2 separate regions of the Homo sapiens genome follow, and region 2 is linked to region 1. A link is a contact called in ENCODE Hi-C data. All regions are on one chromosome and are shown on one strand. Each heading gives the region's core, a stretch centred on a gene start or an enhancer-like site at or near the end of the contact. The rest is flanking DNA. Distances are from core to core; before and after follow the strand shown. Region 1 has its middle 16 kb from the start of PAX2. Region 2 holds the start of TLX1 (T cell leukemia homeobox 1).

Region 1 (4,911 bases), core at 1,321-3,820:
CTGCCAGAGATGGAGTCGGAGACAGAGACAGAGTGGAGGGCTGGGAGAGAGCTAACCCAGGGCAAGAGCTGGGGGAAAATAAACTAGAAAGGCAGAGAGCTCAGACAGCTGGCAAGGGGCTGACAGCCCTGAACCTGGGCTCCAAGCCCAGGACAGCCCCGACTTAATAGGGACCAGGAGACCAACGCCCTGGGAAAGTCCGGCCAGGGCAGTGGTGGGGTGGTCGACCAGGGCCCTGCCAAGCCTGGCCGCTGCAACTACTAGCGCCTTCCGACAAGGAAAGTGTTTAGTGTCCATCGGTCTGGTGGGTGGCAAGGGTCTAATGTCACAGCGAGGCGAGGCCCTGACTTTCGGAAACTCCTCTCCCAGGTCTGGAGGCCAAGAACTTCTTCCCTCCCTGCTCCAGGAGGAGCCGGCCCAGGCAAGAGAGGAAAGGAGAAAAGGGCGTGAACTTTGCACCCAGCGGTTCAAGTTTCACAAAGTTTGTTGCGGTCACAGACAGAGAGGGGTGTGTGTGTGTGCACGTGTAAGCTCGCCAGTGGCAAAGAGGGAGGAAGTAAGAGACGGCGTGGGGATTCTGCAGGCGGGGGAGGGCATTTCCCCGGGTTTGACTAAGCCTTCAGGCGCGTCCCTGCATGCGGGCTCCTCGGGTGGCGGCCCTGGCTGCAAGTCTAAGGTCCCCTTGGCTTGCCCGGATTAATCTCCCCCTCTCAACCCCGCCCCCGAGCAGGAGCACTCGGCTTTTTCCACCTTCACTCCGGGCACCGGCGGGCACTGGCTTGGTCACGGCTTCCTGAGCAGGCACGGGAGCGGGGGCGGGCTGTAGTTTTCCGCCGTCGCGAAGGACACTGTTTGAGGCGACAGAGGCATCTTCGCCCGCGCGTAGACTCAAGCCGAGCATCTCACTGTTTGCGTGCTAATCTGAGTCCACTGCGAAAAGGAAATCGCTGAAATTCCGAAGAAAATTGCCTCTCGCCGGTGGTTAATAGTTAACTCAGACGGGAAAGTTCCCAGGGAAAGGCGAAAGCCAGGGCGAGAGGTGCAGGGGAGGCGCCCCGGGAGGGCCTCGGCCAGCCCCGGTCTCTCCCCTCCCAGGCCGCGCTCGGCCCCGCGCGCCTCCCCTTCCCGGGCGACGCATCCCCCACCCCGTAATTAGCATCGTTTAGTTCACAAAACCTTTCCTGGGAGAAATCTGTTCTCTCGTTCCGGGGCTCGGTTCAGCACCTGATTCCGCCGGGTGAAGCGAATAAATCACTGCGGCGGCGGGGGAGCCGGACCCAAGCCCGCCAGACGGTGGCCGCCGGGAGAACGAAAAAGTGAGAAAGAGGCAGCGGAGCCAGGAAAAATGATGCAGGGAGACGGCGCAATCCTAGCCCAGGAAGAGTGAGGGGCCCGGGAAAGGGAAACCCAGAGGCAGAGAAGGGGCCAAAATGGAAGAGGGAGATACAGAAAGAGACAGAAGAGAACAAGAAGGAGAGTGACAAGGAAAAGCGAACGAAAAGAAAGGGAAAATGAGGAAGGGAAATAAGTTAAAGAAACAAGAGCGAAGAGGGAGATTAAGAAGGAAGGGACAGGCGAATAAAGAAAATAAAAGAAAACCAGAAGAGCAAACGCTTTTGTTTATCTACAAAACCCCCTTGCAGGGCGCGCTTTCCCGACCGCGACCCGCGGCGGGAAGGGGGCCAGGGCTCTCGCGCTGAGGCCGCAGGCCCAGGAGGCCAGGGCGGGGCGCTCAGCCTGTGCGCTTGGGGCGCTAGGCGGGGTCCCGCGCGGACCTGGATTCCAAGTTGAACTTCAGGGCGCGGGGCGCGCCGGAGCATCTGCCCCTGGAAAGAGTGGTGTCTGGGTGTGGGGTGTCGTCCTGGGTCCATGGCGGGGAAGGGGACGGGTAGATAAAAGGTTCACGGCTCGTTCTTGGGCACGCATTGGGCGCCTGGGACTTTCAGCCCTGGCGCGAAGGGAGGTGGGGAGGCGGGGTGGCGGGAACCCGTGGTGGGCAGGCTGTGGCCGCTAAGCACAGACCCCCAACGTCCCCGCAGCTCGGACTTCTCATTCTTCAGCCGGCCCTGGGAAAACTCCCTTCTTGCGGATCTAGTGTCCAGGCTGGCGCGCCGGGCCACAGATGCAAGGAAAAAGTAACGCAGCCAGAACCGCGACCCAGCGCCAGCGGAGGGCGCATTTCCTGAGCCGCCTTCCCACTGCGACTCAGAGACGCGGCTCAGATTCTGCCCGTTCCCAGGGTCTTCTCCAGCACCGGTGTCCCCAGGCCAGAGGGTAGAGAGGAAGAAAGAAGAGGAGAAAGAAGCGGGGGCAGGGGTGGGGTGGGGAGGAAAAGGGACGGGAGAAGGGTGGGGGAGGAGAGGGGGCGGTGCAGAAGAGAAGCAGATTGCAATGAAAAGTGGAAATGCAGACCGGATGGAAAGGAGGGCTTAAGGATGCTAGGAAGCTTCCCCCTTCGGTTTGACTAGGTATCTACGTAGACAGAGATGGGAGCGCCCGGTTCCCCGGCCTCACCATTTTGAGCCCCTGTGCTTTGGCGCCCCCATGATGTCGGGCTGAAGACTGAGACCGCAACAGGGCCGCTGCAGGCTCCGGTATGAGTGAGACCGAGATCACAGAGTGGAAGACTTCCCTGCCCACTAGGCGGCCCTGGGATGACAAACGCCCTGAAATTTTCCAGCCTTTTGAGACTTCTGGGTCGACCTGGTCCAACCCACTCTGCTCCTCCTCTCTCCTCCTGTCCCCTCCTCTGGCATTGGCTGGTGGGTCAGCTGCAGAGCTGGACTAGACGAGTGGAAAAACAAACAAAACAAAACAGAAAAACCTCCAGGAAGGAGACTGGCAGCTCAATCAGTTCCTACTTCTGCACGGAGACAGAATGCAACTGATGCCTAGACCAGAATTCTTTGGAAGTAGGAAGGCAGAGACTGAGCTGGGCTGACTCAAAGAATCAGGGCACCAGTCAGTCAGTAAACCTGGACTGGGACAATGGGGCTAGAGAGGTAAATCACACACTGGCCTTGTTTTCAAGGAAGACATTACCTGGTTGCAAAGAGAAAGAGAGAGAGCTATCAACCAATAAATTCCAGGAAAGTGTCAAGATAAAGGTGACTGGGATACAGAGAAAGGTAATTGGGAGTGTCAGGGAACACTTCATAAAGGGAATGGGGTTTTGCAAGATCAGTAGATGTCCACTAAATGCAGGAGCTAAGCAGGTGAAATATTCCTAGGCAGAAGGAGCATCAAGATAAAGGCATGGGGAGGGGGCAACAGCCTACCTAGCTGGGGAAGCAAAAAGGATTCTGTGAAGCCAATATATGGGTCAAGTAAGGGAAATAAGGCTGGGAGGTTGGCAAGGCCTAGAGCAAGGAGAACTTTTGCTAAGGATTTGCTTTTCTCCTTTAGGTCATGGATGCAATTGAGAGATTTTTTGTTTGTTTGCTTGCTTTGTTTTGTTTTTGTTTTTGAGACAGGGTCTCACTTTGTCACCCAGGCCAAGTGCAGTGGCACTATCACAGCTCCTCGCATCCCCAACCTTCCAGGCTCAAGCAACCCTCCCACCTCAGCCTCCCGGGTAGTTAGAACTACAGGTACATGCCACCACACCTGGCTAATTTTTTAATGTTTTGTAGAGATGAGGTCTTGCTATGTTGCCCAGGCTGGCTTTGAACTCCTGAAGGCAAGCAATTCTCTCACCTTGGCCTCCCAAAGCAGAGATTACAGGAGTGACCCACTATGCCTTGCCTGGGAGATTTTTTCAACAGAGGAATGAAAAGATCTGATTTGGAGGGGACTCTATGGACAATGAGCTGTAGGTAGAGAGAGCATCAGAGACTGAGTGAGTGGTCTGCAAAAGAAGATGTGAGGCCTCAAAAAAGTCTAAGGGATACAGAAGCATTAGATGAGAGAGGCAGAAACAAGATGGTCACAGATTTTGTGTGTGTGTATGTGTGTTGCAGGGTGAGATGCTAAATTAAGGTCAACCTAGGTTTCTGGGTGAATTTCATCTCAATTCTGATTCCTCCCCTGTACCCTCCAACTCTCTTCCCTTGCAAATCCTCACCTGTAGTGGTTGTGAAGTGGAAACCCACATGTCCTGTCTCACTTGACAAATGGGTTTTTCTCCCAACCTCATGCACCCTTTACCGGGCAGTCTCATAGAACAATGCACACTATAGAAGATGATAACTTCTCACTAATCCCAAGACATCTGAGAAAGCAGCACCCAAGGGTAGAAGATGGAGTCAGCAGTCTGGAGGTGGACTCCACCTTTCTCAGATCTGAAATGTACCAGCTATGTGACCTTGGGCAAATCCCTTGAACTCACTCTGCCTAAGTGTTCACGTCTGTAAAATGGGGACAAGAATTTCTGCTTTATAGAATTGTTGGCCGGGCGTGGTGGCTCACGCCTGTAATCCCAGCACTTTGGGAGGCCGAGGCGGGCGAATCACGAGGTCAGGAGATCGAGACCATCCCGGCTAAAACGGTGAAACCCCGTCTCTACTAAAAATACAAAAAATTAGCCGGGCGTAGTGGCGGGCGCCTGTAGTCCCAGCTACTTGGGAGGCTGAGGCAGGAGAATGGCATGAACCCGGGAGGCGGAGCTTGCAGTGAGCCGAGATCCCGCCACTGCACTCCAGCCAAAAAAAAAAAAAAAAAATTGTTGGTCAGGTTAAGTAAGTTTTTATATTCCTGGCACATTTAAATAACACATTTCATCATGTTATTTCATTCCCTACCCCCACCCAAGCCTTGGACTTCTTCATGCATTGATTGAGCTTTGTCTCCTGCACAGGTACAGGGTGTCAGGGGTACAAAGAGCAGTAATGTAATGATGCTCTGGAAAAGTTGTCAACAAGAGGAAAGGCCTTGTACTCCACTGGAACAAGGTTAATGATAATAACAACAAAA
Region 2 (5,116 bases), core at 1,529-4,028, 400 kb before region 1:
CCCAACACCCCGCGAGTCAGCGAGCGCAGCAGCTGAACCCCCACGAGCAGGGCCGAGATCCTCCCGTTAGCCCTCAGCGACAAGCCCACGGCGGGAAACGGCCTCCTCCTGCCCGCCAGTCCGACGCCGCCGTCGCCGCTACCACGGAGGCCTCCCTGGCCCCGGGCTCCCGCGAGCCCAACCACCTCCCTGCCGCCTCTCCTCCAGGGGCAGTCTAAGGCGAGCTAATGGTCACGCTCCCCTCCCCTCAGTCAGCCCCAGGCCTTCAGGCTCAGAGTAAGAGGCCGAGCCTGACTCTGGAACCCGACCTGAGCCTCCATCCACAGCAGCACACACCAACACAACGTACAACGGGGGCAAACTCACAGATCTATACACCCAAACAGGACCAGACAAGCACAGGCACGGGACAAGCACACAGGACACAGAGCAAAACAAGGCCACAGCCATACACTCGCTGAAACCGCCTTCATGCCTGACACAGTATTAGGGCCCCGCGGTAGGCCCTAAACCGAGTACCTTTCACCAGAGGCCCAGGATTAGTGGACTCCCGGCTGGGTTTCCAGCAGGGCCCTTCAAGACTGGCCTGGCCTGGGTGGGGAATGGGATGGGCACCAGGCCCTGCTGCCCCAGGCCAGAGAAAACTTAGGTTGGGGGCACTGGGACCCCTCTAGGGAGGGCCCTTCCTGAGGCCTAGACCCAAGCAACTGTTCTTCCTCTGGACACCAGCCTCCACACCACTTCTGCCGTGGCCCCAGAGTCTGGTAAGAAGCTGCAGAAGCAGTTTCCCTGGCTGTGCTGCTGCCTGGAACAGAAGCAGGAAGCCAGGGGTGCTTTGGAATCTCCTGGCCCAGTATCTAGCTCTCAGCAGCTTCTCCCAAGTAGTTATGTAAACCCCCCTTCCACTGTTGGGCCCTTGAACCGGGGGACCCCCAGGAGGCCCCATCTCTGCCAGCAGCAGCCAGTGCCTCCTGCCTCCTCTCTCTAAGATCGGCTGGCTAACCTGGGCTCAATTTGTGGCTGCTTCCCAGCCCGGACGGAAGGATCGTGGTCTAGGATCCAGGGAACCCTAAGGGGAGCAGAAAGTGAGAACGGGGGAAGGGATCCACGCCAGAGGGAGAGTTGAGTGCCCAGAGTGGAAACGGGAGCAGAGGGAGCCAGGGCCAGCAGAGGAAGGCGGGAGCGGGCAGCAGAGAAGGCGGCAGCGGCCACCACTTAGTACCCAATGTCCCGGGAGTAGTCTTCCCGCCACCGATCACCAGCCTACCGGTGCATTGTTCGTGCCCAAGATAACAGGGCTGGGCCCGGGGTAGGACACCCAGCCGGGAGAGAACGAAAATGAAAAGCTAGCTGTCCTGGGCGGCTAAGCCCCGCTGCCATCCTCCCAGATGAAGCCTGCTCTCCGGAAAAAAAAAAAAAGGCCACTGGTTCTGCTGATTTACCGGGGCTCAGAGCCCCCACTGGCCCCGCAGCACCACGGGCACCGGAGCTAGGGGCGCGAAGTGCATGTGTGTAGGGGACTGGAGGTGGGGGAACCTGTTCTTTTCTTGTGTCTGATCCTGGGGCTCGCTTCCTGGGTCCTAGAACAGCAGCCAGGACGGAAGAAACTGTTCACGTTGCACCCCTTTCTCTAAGATTCCCAGGCCAAGAGTAGCTGCAGAAGGTGGTCCTGAATCTATGGCCTCCTTCTCTCTGCCTGACCCGGCTAGTGGATCCGGAGAGGGGACCAGGGAGAGCTCCTCCGAGCAGGGGTCCTTCGGGAGACAGAGAGGGGTCCAGGCTGAGAGAACTCTTCAAGCATGGCGAGTCTGCGTTATAGAATCGGGCGGGCGGCTCAACTTGGGGGAAGCACCAAGAAGAGCTGGGCGACCTGGAGCGCAGAACCGGCTTTGGGGAGCCACCCGGCGGGGCAGGGGTAGCACGGAGCCCGGGCCGCGGCCAGGCGGGGAGCGCGCGGGCCGGACTCACCTGTGAACCTGTCCTTTGTGTATCTGCGGTTACTCTCCATCCAGGGGAAGGTGAGGCCAGTGAGGTTGTTGACGCCCGGCATGGCAGGCACAGAGGGCACGGTGGGCAAGCCGGTGGCCAGGGGCTGGGGGTGGGCCACGGCTCCGGCGAGCGGCCTGTGTGCCGGCACCCGGATTACCCCCGCAGCGCTGAGTGCCCCGGCACCGCCGCTGCTGCCGCCGCCGCCGCCAGGACCGGGGCCGCCTGCCAAGGCCATGTTCACGTTGTAGGAGCCGGTCAGAGGACCCATGCTGCAGGCGCCGCCGCCGCCTGCCGGGCCTCCGGGGCCGCCGGGACCTCCAGTACCATAGGCCCCCGCTCCTCCAGCCCCCGTCGCGGCCGCGGAGCCCCCGCCGCCGTAAGTGTAGGCGCCTCCGACCAAGCAGCCAAGGCCGTATTCTCCGTCCTGGAGGCGCGAGGCGGGTCCCATGCAGCCACCCTGGTCCGGGCTGTTGAGGATCTGGTCGATGCCGAAGCTAATGGGCTCTGCGTGACCCGGGTGGAGGTGGTGCGGACCCAGGTGCTCCATGCTGGCCCTGGCCCCACCGGGGGGCCCGGGCGGCGGCGCTCGCTGCGCTCGGCTCGGGGGGCAGCTAGCAGGGGCTGGGAGGCAACAGCGGCTCCTGGCTGCGCGGAGACTTGGAAGCGAAGTGCGCAGAAAGGCTAAAGTAGAAGGGGGAGGGGAGGGAGAGAGGGGGCGCCGTATTCTTCCCCTCTCTGGCTTCTGCTTCCCCGCTCCGGCTGCTCGCTCGCTGTTGACTCTGGGACATCAATCACCAGGCGAAAAAGCCCGGTGCAAGAGAGCTTCGCGGTTTCGACTGGGTCTCTCCATTGGCTGTGCGCGGAGAGGAGCGGGGTGAATGACAGCGCGAGGGAGGGGAGGGGAGGGGGAGAGGAAGGCCAGAAGCCGAGACAGATGCAGGAGCCAGAGATAGAGGGACGGAGACCAAGACTCGGAGTAGTTCATGAAGAGAGAGAAGAGGGGAACAAGGCGAGGCTTAAAAGGAAAAGGGAAAACAGGAAGCGACCATTCCCAGAGACGGACAGACAGACAAACCCAAGGAGGGTGAAGTCAACTGTCTTCCCGGCCTGTTGGGAGCCCTCCCCTCACTTTGAACTGGGCCAAAGGAGTCCAGCCCACAAGGCGTCTGAGGAAGGGATGTCTCTGCCCAACTGGAGAATCTCCTCAAGGGCTCAGCTGCGAAACACCTGTCACTCAACCAGGAGATTTACTCCAAATTTCAAGTCCAGCTTTTTAGAAAGTAGAAGACTGTCTACTCCCCAGGTATGGAGCCCAGGCCCTGAGGCAGGACGGTGAGTTCAGGCTTGCCCTTCTTTAAAACACAGGCCTATGAACAACTGGCTATATGTTATAAAAATCAGCAACCACCCCCCAACTCAGCCTTCTTAGACAAATTCAGGAAGGGAACATATCCTGAAAGGCAGGCACAAGTCAAGAGGGTTGGTTTGGGGTCTGCTGCCAGGGTGCCCATGCCTCAACATACCCCTTTGGTTTTAAATAAACAGATGCGTCAAGAAGTAAAATCCTACAGGGTTCGAAAGAGGCAATTCCTACAGTGTTTGAATGAATTCAACCAGATTGCATTCCACCTAACAATTACCCCAGGGTTGGCTATTCCAGACAAGAAGCCTTTGGACTGTGGTGTGTGTTCTTTTCTTACGTTTGGAATCTTGGGAGGGAGCCATAGGGGCTTAAGGCCGTGGGGGCTGGGATTGGTGGGACTAGGATCAGGGAAGTGCATCCAGGACAAATTTAGGCCTTTCCAACGTTTTGCCAGTGGCTGTCTGGCTGAGAGCCCAAGAGAAAAGGAGGAAACTCCCTTTTTCTTCTTCCTGTCTTTCCCCTCTCCAGTAGAAAATGTTTGCTACCTTTTAGAAGCCAAGCTTTGGGAAAGGCACAGGTTCCATCACTTGGGATCTATTTCTGTTCTATTTCAGTTCAGTTTCAGATTAGACTTTTGGGTAGGCCCTGTCTCTATCTGGAAAGATGCTAGGATGTGAAGACTCACATTCTCTCCCATCAAGTCTTATTGCAATCTATTTGCTTTGGGCATGTCTGTCACCTCCACTTGAAGAGATCTTCTTGGAGGCAGAGAGTGGCTTATTCATTTCTGTTCTCTCCTGAAGAATACAGCCCCAAACAACAAAATATGGTCATCTTGGGTGAATAACAAAGAATGTATCTCTTTATTCAATAATATTTATTGAGTACTGTACTCACTATGTGTCAGGCACTGTTCTAGGCATGGGGGACATAGCAGTGAACAAAACAAAGGTCCTGACCTCATGAAGCTTACATTCTATAGAGGGGGTCAGACAATAAGCAAAGAAGCAAATACAACAAGACAGATGTTAGTATTATGGAGAACAATATAAACTCTACACCAATCCTTCGAGATGAGTATTCTCCCTATTTTACAGATGTGAGGAAAGTACATTTCAGAATAGCTATGATTGGTGTGGATCAATATGGAGGAGCTAGACTCAACTTGCTTTTGTGGGTTAGCCTGGAAACCTACGTGCTGGTTGGAAGTTTGTATCTGTGGGGAAAACCTTGTCTGAGCTCTAGCCAGGTGGACAAAGGCCCACTCAAGACAAAGCCAAATGTGAAATTGGTAGTTGTTTGTAAACACTAAGCAGAAGGCTGGGCATGGTGGCTCACACCTGTAATCCCAGCACTTTGGGAGGCCAAGGCGGGCAGATCACGAGGTCAGGAGATTGAGACCATCCTGGCTAACACGGTGAAACCCCGTCTCTACCAAAAGTACAAAAAATTAGCCAGGCGTGGTGGTGGGCACCTGTAGTCCCAGCTACTCAGGAAGCTGAGGCAGGAGAATGGCGTGAACCCAGGAGGCAGAGCTTGCAGTAAGCTGAGATCGCGCCACTGCACTCCAGCCTGGGCAACAGTGCAAGACTCCATCTCAAAAAACAAACAAACAAAAAAAAACACTAAGCAGAAACATGAGAGGGCTCCGCTCCCTCGCCAGTTCTCTTCTTCCCACTTACCCAATCCAGGTACTCTACCCCTTCCCAAGGAGTTCCATAACTTACTTTGGAAGTTGTCTGAACCCGAATGAATCTCTTCCTG

Evidence for each region. Hi-C counts contacts between places; a loop is a spot of excess contacts on that map. Pooled maps may share reads with other maps.
Region 2: a pooled map shows a loop between it and region 1 (5-fold over the local background). The contact joins the promoter of TLX1 here to the enhancer-like site in region 1. A Hi-C loop is called at or near these places in 3 of 37 single-sample maps with no recorded cell type and 6 of 50 pooled maps.

What each region holds. Positions count from the first base shown.
Region 1 is chr10:100,726,908-100,731,818 of GRCh38, reverse strand. No RefSeq gene overlaps it. Among named protein-coding and RNA genes, the nearest start is that of PAX2, 16 kb to the left of the region's middle. Within about 2 kb of position 2,570, at least 2 of the 41 ENCODE cell types and tissues checked have a DNase peak (open chromatin) inside an H3K27ac peak, as active enhancers do.
Region 2 is chr10:101,128,962-101,134,077 of GRCh38, reverse strand. It overlaps TLX1 (T cell leukemia homeobox 1), which reads right to left and starts at 2,778. Exons shown (of 3, transcript NM_005521.4): 1 at 1,969-2,778. The coding sequence starts at 2,536. TLX1NB (TLX1 neighbor) reads left to right here and starts at 2,932. Exons shown (of 3, transcript NR_130723.1): 1 at 2,932-3,292.